Regions from separate parts of the Homo sapiens genome. Here region 1 is linked to region 2. Evidence: read pairs that join two places in POLR2A ChIA-PET (ENCODE). Cell type or tissue: GM12878. All regions are shown on one strand. Links, peaks and the distances in the headings refer to the core of each region. The heading gives the core; the rest is flanking DNA. Region 1 overlaps SNRNP27 (small nuclear ribonucleoprotein U4/U6.U5 subunit 27). Region 2 overlaps ANXA4 (annexin A4).

Evidence for each region. ChIA-PET counts read pairs that join two places held together with the same protein. Peaks named below come from ENCODE experiments on the same cell type or tissue, not always from the same donor. Only the 100,000 strongest peaks of a DNase experiment are listed, where the experiment ranks them.
Region 1: POLR2A ChIA-PET joins it to region 2 with 8 read pairs; 5 of 35 experiments call an interaction of 5 or more read pairs at or near these places.

What each region holds. Positions count from the first base shown.
Region 1 is chr2:69,896,195-69,901,575 of GRCh38, reverse strand. It overlaps SNRNP27 (small nuclear ribonucleoprotein U4/U6.U5 subunit 27), which reads right to left. Exons shown (of 6, transcript NM_006857.3): 3 at 5,028-5,140; 4 at 4,120-4,199. Among named protein-coding and RNA genes, the nearest start is that of SNRNP27, 4.9 kb to the right of the region's middle. In GM12878, for the core only: no CTCF peak of the experiment used is centred there; no DNase peak of the experiment used is centred there; H3K4me3 peaks cover 59 bases.
Region 2 is chr2:69,760,929-69,766,309 of GRCh38, reverse strand. All of the region lies in intron 1 of ANXA4 (annexin A4), which reads right to left. Among named protein-coding and RNA genes, the nearest start is that of ANXA4, 21 kb to the right of the region's middle. RefSeq lists an enhancer at 3,618-3,677. In GM12878, for the core only: no CTCF peak of the experiment used is centred there; no DNase peak of the experiment used is centred there; H3K4me3 peaks cover 659 bases; H3K27ac peaks cover 2,945 bases.

The sequences.
Region 1 (5,381 bases), core at 260-5,259, 140 kb before region 2:
CCAAAGTGCTGGAATCCCAGGCATGAGCCGTTGTGCCCAGCCCAATTTTGATCTTTAAATCAAGAATCAGAACAGAATAACAGACACAAATGCTAGGTTGTTATGTGTTACTCCATCTTGACCTTTCTGAATGTAGCACCCATCCTCTTTTTCACAAATTCTTGTTCAGGTCTTCTGATCAGCCAAGTCAACTCAACATACCCACTTTCCCCCATGTTGTTCCTCATGCCTGAATTGCCTTCCCTGCCTCCAACTTGAACTATCTGGTTATTACCCATTGTTCAAGGCCCAATTCAAACATTCCAGGTGCCAGGAAGTGCCCTCTTCTCTAACTGCTGAAAAATGTTAACTGTGCCTTCCTCACAGTACCCTCTATTTCTTTCTTTCTTTCTTTTTTTTTTTTGAAATGGAGACTTGCTCTGCCACTAGGCTAGAGTGCAGTGGCGCAATCTCGGCTCACTGCAACCTCCGCCTGTCGGGTTTAAGTGATTCTCCTGCCTCAGCCTATCGAATAGCTGGGACTACAGGCATGCACCACTACGCCCAGCTAATTTTTGTATTTTTAGTAGACATGGGGTTTCATCATGTTGGCCAGGATGGTCTTGACCTCTTGACCTCGTGATCCCCCGCCTCGGCCTCCCAAAGTGCTGGGATTACAGGCATGAGCCACTGCACCCAGCCCAGTACCCTCTATTTTCTACCCTATAAAACCATGATGTACATCATAAAGTTATTTTCCCTATGAGACTGCAAGCTTCTTGATGGAGGGATATGTCTGAGAGTCACCTTTGCATTCTCACATCCTAGGTCACTGCACTCCCAGATATTCAGAAAATGACTTAGATGAGTATCATCAGCTAACGTCGTGACACATACAAGTGACCCCCACCTCCTCCCTCTCCCATTACTACTTATGCAAGATTAGCCTATCTGTGTAGTGTACTTAATTAGATATTGGTGTCAGGGCAAAGACCGATTCTGACCCACTGGCCAAAAGGCATACACAGACGAACAGTATATTTGAAGTGGGGCTAAAATAAATGTATTTGGTCTTACTTTTCTATTCCTATTTTCATGTATTTTTTTGGAGGTGGAAGGTAAGTCCTGAACAAATTACTTGTGAGGTATATGATTTTGAACTCCCTATAATAGGAAGTAAGCATGACTTAGAAAGACTGGTCTTGGGCACAAAAAAGTAAATGATGATAACCTTTTTACAAAGTTCGATTCCTAAAGGTTTACTGATTTCTGGAAACTATTTGCAGAATTGCATATTATTAGCCCTATCCTCATTTATTTACATGCTGGCATAGAAAATTATCCATTAATAAACAAAACCAAACTTTGAAACCATCTAGAAAAATGTTATTGAAGTAATTGCAGTTTTAGCCATTATTTTCAATGGCAAAAACTGTAATTACTTTTCCACCAATCTAATAAGATGAAAGGGAAAAGCCAAGCACATTGCTGTGAGGCTACAGTCCCAGCTACTTGGGAGGCTGGGGCAAGAGGATTTCTTGAGCCAAGGAGTTTGAGTACAGCCTGGACAACATAGGAAGACTCTGTCTCTTCAAAAATAAAAAAAAAAAAATGGACTGAGGCAGGAGGATTTCTTGAGGCCATGAGTTCAAGACCAATCTAGGCAGCACAGCAAGACCCTATCTCTGCAAAAAATAAAAACATTATCCTGGCGTGGCGGCATGTGCCTACTCTCAGCTACTCCAGAGGCTAAGGCAGGGAAATTGCTTCAGCCCAGGAGGTCAGGCTGCAGTGAGCCATGATCATACCACTGTACTCCAGTATGGGTGGCAAAACAAGACCCTGTCTCTAAAAAACTAAAAAATGAGGCCGGGCGCAATGTCTCACGCCTGTAATCCTAGCACTTTGGGAGGCCAAGGCAGGTGGATCCCTTCAGGCCAAGAGTTCGAGACCAGCCTGGCCAATATGGCGAAACCCCATCTCTACTAAAAATACGAAAATTAGCCAGGCGTGGTGGCAGGCGCCTGTAATCCCAGCAACTTGGGAGGCCAAGGCAGGAGAATCGGTTGAACCCAGGAGGCGGAGGTAGCAGTGAGCCGAGATTGCGCCGCTGCACTCCAGCCTGGACAACAGAGCGAGACTCTGTCTCGAAAAAATAAAATTAAAATAAAAAATAATACAAATAAAAAAATGAAAATACAATCAAATAGAAAGGAAAATGGGTGACTATACTGGCATATGAAGAGGTCCCACAATAGATCAATGATGAAACATCACAAGACACACATTACTTAAAAACACAAATGAGCTGACGTTATAACTGATAGCCATGAAGCCAACTGCATATAAACTAAATTGACATCCTTGTAGATGTCATTTTAAAAAACTGACATCAATTAGTGTGATGGTACTCCATAATTTTTTTAAGATCTATGACTTTTCACCTAAGTTTTCCTTTATAAGCAAACATCTTCTTCACTGACTACATTTAAGTGATGGGTGGCACCACCCTTAGATCTGACTTTCAGGAACTTTAAACCTAACATCCAGCAACAGGAAAACCAAAAAACAAAGAAAATAATTCCATTTTCTTTGGGGAAAAAGTTCCCTCCCCATTCTTCTAAAGACAATAAAACTATAGTTGCTTTACTTTTGACATATTTTAATTCACCCAACATATATCTTAATAAACTTACATTTCACCCAACATATATCTTAATAAACTTTCATTTATAAAATAGTCTTTGGAAAATAAATAAGAATTTAGGGCATTCAAGGGAAAAAAGCTGATAAATAAACTTCATTAAATTCCAAAACAGAGCTCACATAACCATTGCAAGAACAAGAGCTTGTTCTTAATTTCTCACCTCAAAACAGTCATGCCTCAGTACTCCTAAGTTACACACTGTCATTTTAAAACATGTGAGCCCTACACAGTCACATTAGTTAGAAAGAAACTTACAGCCACTGAGATTACCCCATTCCATTAGCAACTCAATGGAATACAAGACTTGGGAAAGTGGATTATTTTTGACAACTTTTTCTCAAACATCTCTATTTCCATTTGCAAAACTAAATGGAAAGACTTAAAATTCTAGAAAAGAGATTTTAAAAAATATGTTTTTCTTTCCACACACCCTCCCTCTCTCCATCCCCTCTCCTCTCTTCATTTCCTCTCTCTATACCCATCTCTCTCTTCCCCCATCTCTCGCTCTATGCTCTCCCTCCTCTATATAATCCCTCCCTCTTTTTCCTCTTCCCTCATCTCTCTGCTATTATGAAGGCTAGACAGCATTCCCTCCCCTATCCACCCCACTTCTAAGCTATGAGACAAGTATGCAGCTGCCCAATGTCATCTCTATCTGGCAGCTGGATTTTGTTCTTCCATTTCCCAGCAGTTCCCCTTCCAGAAACTCTGTTCTGGGTTAACTGTATCACTCAGGGTCCCAGCCTGACACCTGAGAGGCATTACTAACTACTCACTCCCACTTCCCCCAGCTCCTGAATCATTCTCAACTCAGTTCAGGCCTTTATCATCTTTCACTTGCACAAATCAGCAGTTCTCCCTGCCTTCAATCTAACCCACCTCCCATCTGTCCTCCATGCTGCCCCCAGAGTCATTATTCCAAAACACACATATAACCATGCCACTCCCTTATTTAAAAATCACTACTTCCTCTCCTCAACACCAAAAGAATAAACTCTGAATTCCTTAGCATGACTAAGGGCATCAAAAGCCCTCTGTGATTTGCCTCCTACCTCTATTTCTAGCCTAAGTCACTAGCCCATCAGCACCCCTTTATCCCTGGTCGAATCTGAAATTCCCACAATACACTATGCTCCTTTACACCTACATGGCATTTTCATGAGCTCTTCCCTCTACCTGAAATAATCTTCTTCCTCTTCTTTGTCTGATCACTTCTACTTGTCCTTTAAAATCTAATTCAAACATCGTCCCTGGCAACCACTCCCTGAATTCCAATGGCAGTTCACTGTTTCCTCCTTTGTATTCTCAAAGCCCTTCAAACAGATAGTTATTGTCTTATAACCAAATAAATTTGTATAAATGGAAAAGAACATGGAAAGATAGGACAGTCATAACATATTAATTCAAATGAGAATGTTGCACGTTTTACTTACTTTTGTGGAGTCAAAGGAGGCAAATCCCATTAACTTCATCATTTCTATTTCTTCCTCTGTTTTGCCCTCTAAGTCTTCCTCTGCAAAAAAGAATAATTTTGTGACCTCTCTATCATTTCAAATATATACATAAATAAAAAGAGAGGTGGTAACAGATTAATAGTCATTCCACCTCACTAGCAGAGAACACACAAAACAATTAGCTGAAGATGAGTCTAATGAAAAAATTCCTCTTACATTTGGACAGAATGTAACTTATGGTACAAAAAAAAAGTCCTCTCCTTGAAGCCTTTAGACAGGATTACCTTTTAAAAAAAAACCTGGGTTTCATATTAAGGACTACCTTTAATATCAGGCATGACACTATATAGTTCTGAAGACACTTCCAAAATAGAATATTCTCATGTTTTTAACTATCGTTCTATATCAGGAGCACCATAGATAACCAGCAACTTGCTAGGGTGCAATTAAAACAAAATCTCAGGCTGGGCACGGTGGTTCACGTCTATAATCCCAGCACTTTGGGAGGCCGAGGCGGGAGGATCACCTGAGGTCAGGAGTTTGAGACCAGCCTGGCTAACATGGTGAGAACCCGTCTCTACTAAAAATACAAAAATTAGCCGGGCATAGTGGCGGGTGCCTGTAATCCCAACTACTCTGGGACGCTGAGGCACAAGAATTGCTTAAACCCAGGAGGCGGAGGTTGCAGTGAGCCAAGATTGTGCCATTGCACTCCAGTCTGAGTGACAAGAATGAAACTCTATCTCAAAAAAAAAAAAACCAAAAAAAACTCAAAACCATATGCAATGAATACTATAAAAGGCTTAACATTTAAATGTTCAAGATTAAACTTTTATAATTTTATCATCACTGTACTTTTCCTACAGTTATTTATCTAATAACATTACCAGTAATCTGCCGTTCTTTGCTCTTTGTTTCTTTTGTTTCTTTCTTTTCCTCATCTCTTCTTTCTTTCAGTCGAGAAGGGGAAGGAGATGTGGATCTATGTCGTCTTGGAGATCTAATATTTATAAGCAAAGATGTTAGAAACAGACAGACATATCAACTTTGTATCAATCAGCACAGATATACATGAGGTGAGCTCCACAGAACCACGAGTCATTCCGTATAGCAAAGTGAGGAAAAAGGTTCTGCCAAGGCCTTGATTGTTAACAAAAAAATTTTTTAATGTAGTTTACTGCTTAATCATCAGTTGCATTCAGTACAACTAGGGCTAGAAAGCTTTCTGGAAGGCAGAAAAA
Region 2 (5,381 bases), core at 192-5,191:
CTATTCTTCTATTACTGTTCTCTCCAAGTAATCTTTATCACATCTACAGTATTCTAGCATTACCTGTTTAGTGAGCTGTTTAAGGTGGGGTTACCAAATCTACCCACATGAAAAACATCTGTGGCGTATAGAGTTCAGGCTTTCACATTTACCAACAAGTCAAACTAGATTCCTTTGTGGTTCTTTTGGTCACCAAGTCCGTAAGGTCCTCTGTGTGTGTCTGTCCTCTGACAAAAGCATTATCCAGTTGTATGAATTCTAAGGCAGCATCTTCCCTCTCCAAATTCTCATCCTGGGCCTCTACTTTCCTGTTTCTAAATTTTAGCAGTGCCTTGCACATAGCGGGCCTGCAAGAAATGCCTGCTGATTAATTGAACTGGCTGCCCCCGAAGCCATAGGACTGGCATTAATTGCTATGGCTCTTTGGGCTTCCTGAAGGCCTCATTGCTAGGAAGGGCCCTCTCCTGCTTCCTCAGCCCCCCTCTCCTCCTCTCACTTTCTTTCTGAGACCCATGGTATTCTCTAACCAACCATTAGCATAGTATCGAACTCCAGTCACACTGCGGTTTATTTTCCATCCACAATTGATTTTAGACTAGGGTTTTAGATAAGCCTCAAAAGCATTATTCTGGCTAAATGAAGCCAAACAAAGTATTTACATGAAACGCTAGAACGAACAAAGCTAATATATAGTGCTAGAAAGTGCAAAAGTGGTTGTCTGGGGCCAGTGATTGGGGGCACTGGTGAGGCAGAAGGGATACTAACTGTAGAGGAGCATGAGGCAACATCAAGGGGTGATGAAAATGTTCTTTACCTTGATTGGGGTAGTGTACCCGGATATATACATCTGCCAACACTCACTGAACTCCACTCATACCCATTAGAATGGCTACTATTCAAAACAGAACAACAGAAAACAACAAATGTTGGTGAAGATATGGAGAAACTTGAACCCTTCTACACTGCTGGTAAGAAAGTAAAATGGTACAGCCACCGTAAAAACAGTATGGTGGTTCCTCAACAAATTAAAAATAGAATTACCATATGGTCCAACAATTCCACTTCTAGGTATACATATACCCAAAAGAACAGGAAGCAGGAACTCGAAGAAATGTTTGCACATCCATGTTCACAGCAGCATTACTCACAATAGCCAAAAGTGGAAGCAAAACAAGTGTCCCTCAACAGATAAATGGATAAACACAATGTGGTGTGTGTGTGTGTGTGTGTGTGTATACACATATATACAGTGGAATATATACAGTGGAATATTATTCAACCTTACAGAGGAAGGAAATTCTGCCACATGCTATAACACTGATGAACCTAAGGACACTAAGCTAAGTGAAATAAGCCAGTCACAAAAGGATGAATACTACATGAATCCACTTATATGTACTCAAAGTAGTCAAATTCATAGAGACAGAAAGCAGAATGATAATGCTGGAGGAAAGGGAAGAGGGAGTTACAGCTAAATAGTACAGAGTTTCAGTTTTACAAGATGAAAAGAGTTCTGTGAATGGATGGTGGTGATGGTTGCAAAACAATGTGAATATACTTAATGTCACTGAACTGTTACATTTAAGAATGTTTAAGATGGTAAAATTTCATGTGTATTTATTTCACCACAATTTTTAAAAGTTGATTTTAAATGTTAACTCCTTAAAAGAAACGATGGCTCATCAAACTAACCACTTAAGATGGGTGCATTTTATGGTGGTATAAAACCTAAGTAAGAGGTCAAGTTCTCAACCTAAGTAAGAGGCTCACAGTGGCCTCTCAGGGAAGCACGCTGCTGTTATCCATCACTTAGCAACGCCCACTCTAAGGCAAAGTCCAAACCAGTGGAATCCATGTGGCTTTTGCACAGCATCATGAGTAAAATCCTCTCCTCAAGTATAACTGTTATTTAAAGAGAAAATGTGTCAAGCATGGTTAGGGTTATATCATGTTTCCTGATCTGTTCTCAGAGTTATTTTAGAATCAAAGTCCCTCGAGGAAACATGAAAGATCGCTTAATTTCATGTTCATCTTTCAGAAACACCATTGGTAAACTATTACAGGTGAGTGTGAAACTAATACAGAAATCCCAACAGGTTGATCACACAGGAACCCCAAGACGTTCATCACAAACTATTGGCATTGATCTCCAGTTCTTGTCTGTTCTATCACCAGGGATTCTCATCTGCACTTAGGCCCCTTCAGTCTCTTCTTATGGGTTACAAACTACAGGCCTCCATTTCCCAAGACCAAATTCCAAGGTTGGCCAGTAACGATGGTATCTTTTGTTGTCTTAGCAATCATAAGTCTTAGAGATAAAAGAAGAGGACCACGTCAGAAAAAAACTAAGGTCAGGTGCGGTGGCTCACGTCTGTAATCCCAGCACTTTGGGAGGCCGAGGAGGGCAGATCACAAGGTCAGGAGTTTGAGACCAGCCTGACCAACATGGCGAAACCCCATCTCCACTAAAAATATAAAAATTAGCCAGGCGTGGTGGCGCACGCCTGTAATCCCAGCTACTCAGGAGGCTGAGACAGGAGAATTGCTTGAACCCAGGAGGCGGAGGTTGCAGTGAGACGAGATCACGCCACTGCACTCCAGCCTGGGCAACAGAGCGAGACTCTATCTCAAAAAAAAAAAAAAAAAAGTATTATGTCCTGTGGTCACTGAAGTATTTAAAAATTAAAAATAATATCAGTTTGTCATTTAAAAAAAGAAAATGAATAAATTAAAGTACAGGAGGGAAGGGATTTGCAGTGAGTCAGTGATAAAGCTAGACCATTTTCCTTGTTGGGTTCTATTTGCCTGGAATATAGGCATTATGCAGCCCAGAACTTTCCTTCTGGCTCTAAAAACACAACATCACCACCTCTATTTGCCCACGTGGGGAAAAAACAAAAAGCCCTCTCTTTCCAGATGAACCAGAAAAGCAGCTTTGTTTCCTACACAGATTTCAACTGGCTCCACCTCGGAGATCTGGAACTGAGCAGAGAGTAAGCACTGCTCTCTTCAAAGTCTCACTTTGTTCTGGGGCCTCCCGCGCCCCGAAGTCATCAAGTTCCAGCTCTGTGGGCAACTCCTCCTCCCCTTGGATCAGCCATTCCCTCTCTGGGCCAGGGCAGGGTTCTGTCCCCACATCTTTCCAAAATTCAAGCTGATTCCGGCAGAAGAGCACAAAAACAGAACTGTAAAATTCTTCCACAGTGGATTTCTGATTCACGTGAGGAACTTACTATTTCTGATGCAGCAGCCGCTCCCAGTTTCTCATTCAAGATTCTCGTGAAGGCACAGGGAAGAAAAGGGAGAAACTCATGACACAATGGAAAAGACTAGGATGGTCATGAGATAATGTTAGAAGCTGAGAGGAAGTGAAACGGACTTACGGCAGATGGAGCTGGATGAAGAGTATGTGAGTGTGAGTGAGTATGAGTGTGTGTGAGTGTGTGAGTGAGTGTGTGTGTTTATGAGACAATAGGGAGATGGGGTCTGCCTCTCTAGCAGCTCTGTCTGATGTGGGGATCTATTCAGAACACCCTACCCTGAGGTGAGGAGCTGTGAGGTAGGCCCATAGCTGGCCCTCCTCATCCAAAGCAGGCCGAGAGGTGTTGGGGCGCGAATCATGGTGGCAGAGTAGATTCAAGGAGGCATGATCAGTGAGAAGCACCCTAGCAGAAATCCATGCTAGGAGTTATATTTTTAATATACATAAATACATACTTATTTATTTATTTTTGCCCAGAGAACCAGGCATTTGTGACAGAAAAAGAAGCAGAGAAGAACAAAGGGAAAACCAGCTAGCAACTGGGAATTAGACCAGGCCCATTACAATCCCTCCTCTGCTGTAAAGCTGATGCTAACACAGAAAGGTGCACGTGGTGGCACTAAAGTGTTCTGTTCACTATGTCTTTTTTTTTTTTTTTCCCCTAGACGGGGTCTCACTCTGTCACCCAGGCTAGAGTGCAGTGGCACTATCATAGCTCAGTGCAGCCTCCAGCTTTTAGGGTCCAGTGATTCTCCACCTCAGCCTCCCAAGTAGCTGTTGCTACAGGCATGAGCCACCTCGCCTGGCTCCTCACCCTGTCTTTTGACAGACTGTCTCTATACCCCAATATGGTGCCACCAGCTGCATGTTTCTGAGCAACTGAAAGTGGCTAGAGAGACTGAGAAACTAAATTTTAAATTTTGTTTCATTTTAATTATATTTAAATTTTGAAATTGATGCAGTATGAAATATTTCCCCATTACACACAGCTTTATTGCTCTGGTAGGGCTACATTGTTCAACCATTGTATGTGTAGGGCACATGTCAAGCATGTGGCATCTTTTCTAGTATTACACGTAATCACTAATCTAGTTGGTGCCAACAGATTTATTCACTTTGATATTTTTCTAGGCACTGATGCAATATTTTAATGTATTTATTTGAAGAAGTTTTACAGACAGCACAAGTTTGAGTTATTTTAACATAATTAAATTATTTTCTAGTTAAAAAGTAGCTATGGACACATTTTAAGTTTTTTTTTTTTTTTTTTTAAGACAGCATCTTGCTCTGTCACAGACGGGGTCTCACCATGTTGTCCAGGCTGGTCTTGAACTCCTGGGCTCAAGCGATCCTACCACCTCAGACTCCCAAAGTGCTGGGATTACAGGCGTGAGCCACTGCACCCAGCTACGTTTTAAGATTTAAAACAAAGGCACGTTACTGATGTACAATTGAGTGGAGTAGCAGAAGCATCACGGCTGGCACAGTAAAGAACAAGAGATGGAATTGACAAGAGAGTTCGTGAATTAACTTGGAAAGATGCAGTTTTAAAAGCGAGAGCCTTTTCACTTCGAAGTGAAATTCTTTTAAAAAACATGAATCAGTTTTTTCCATGTGGATGCAAATATTAAAGGAAAATTATTTTAGGTACTTGATTTAGTTATTGGAAAAATTTTTGAAGTATGTTTGAAATAATTTGAGCATGTAAATTGATGTGAAAACTGAACATTTCATGAAATCTAAATACAGACATTTGATGAAAAATTTGCATTCAGATTTGGATGTGCTATCAGTTTAAAATACACATCAGACTGCTACAACACAGCACGAAAAGAAGCCTATAAAATATCTCATTAATAATGTTTATATTGATTACATGTTGAAATGATATTACTTTGGGTATATTGGGTAAAATATATCTATATTATTAAGTTAATTTTGCCTGTTTCTTTACTTTTTTGAATGTAATTACTAGACAATTCAAACTTGCATTTGTGGCTTACTTTATATTTATTTATTTTTTAATTAATTAATTAATTAATTAATTTAATAGAGACGAGGTGTCACTATGTTGCCCAGGCTGACCTTGAACTCCTGAGCTCAAGCTATCCTCCCACCT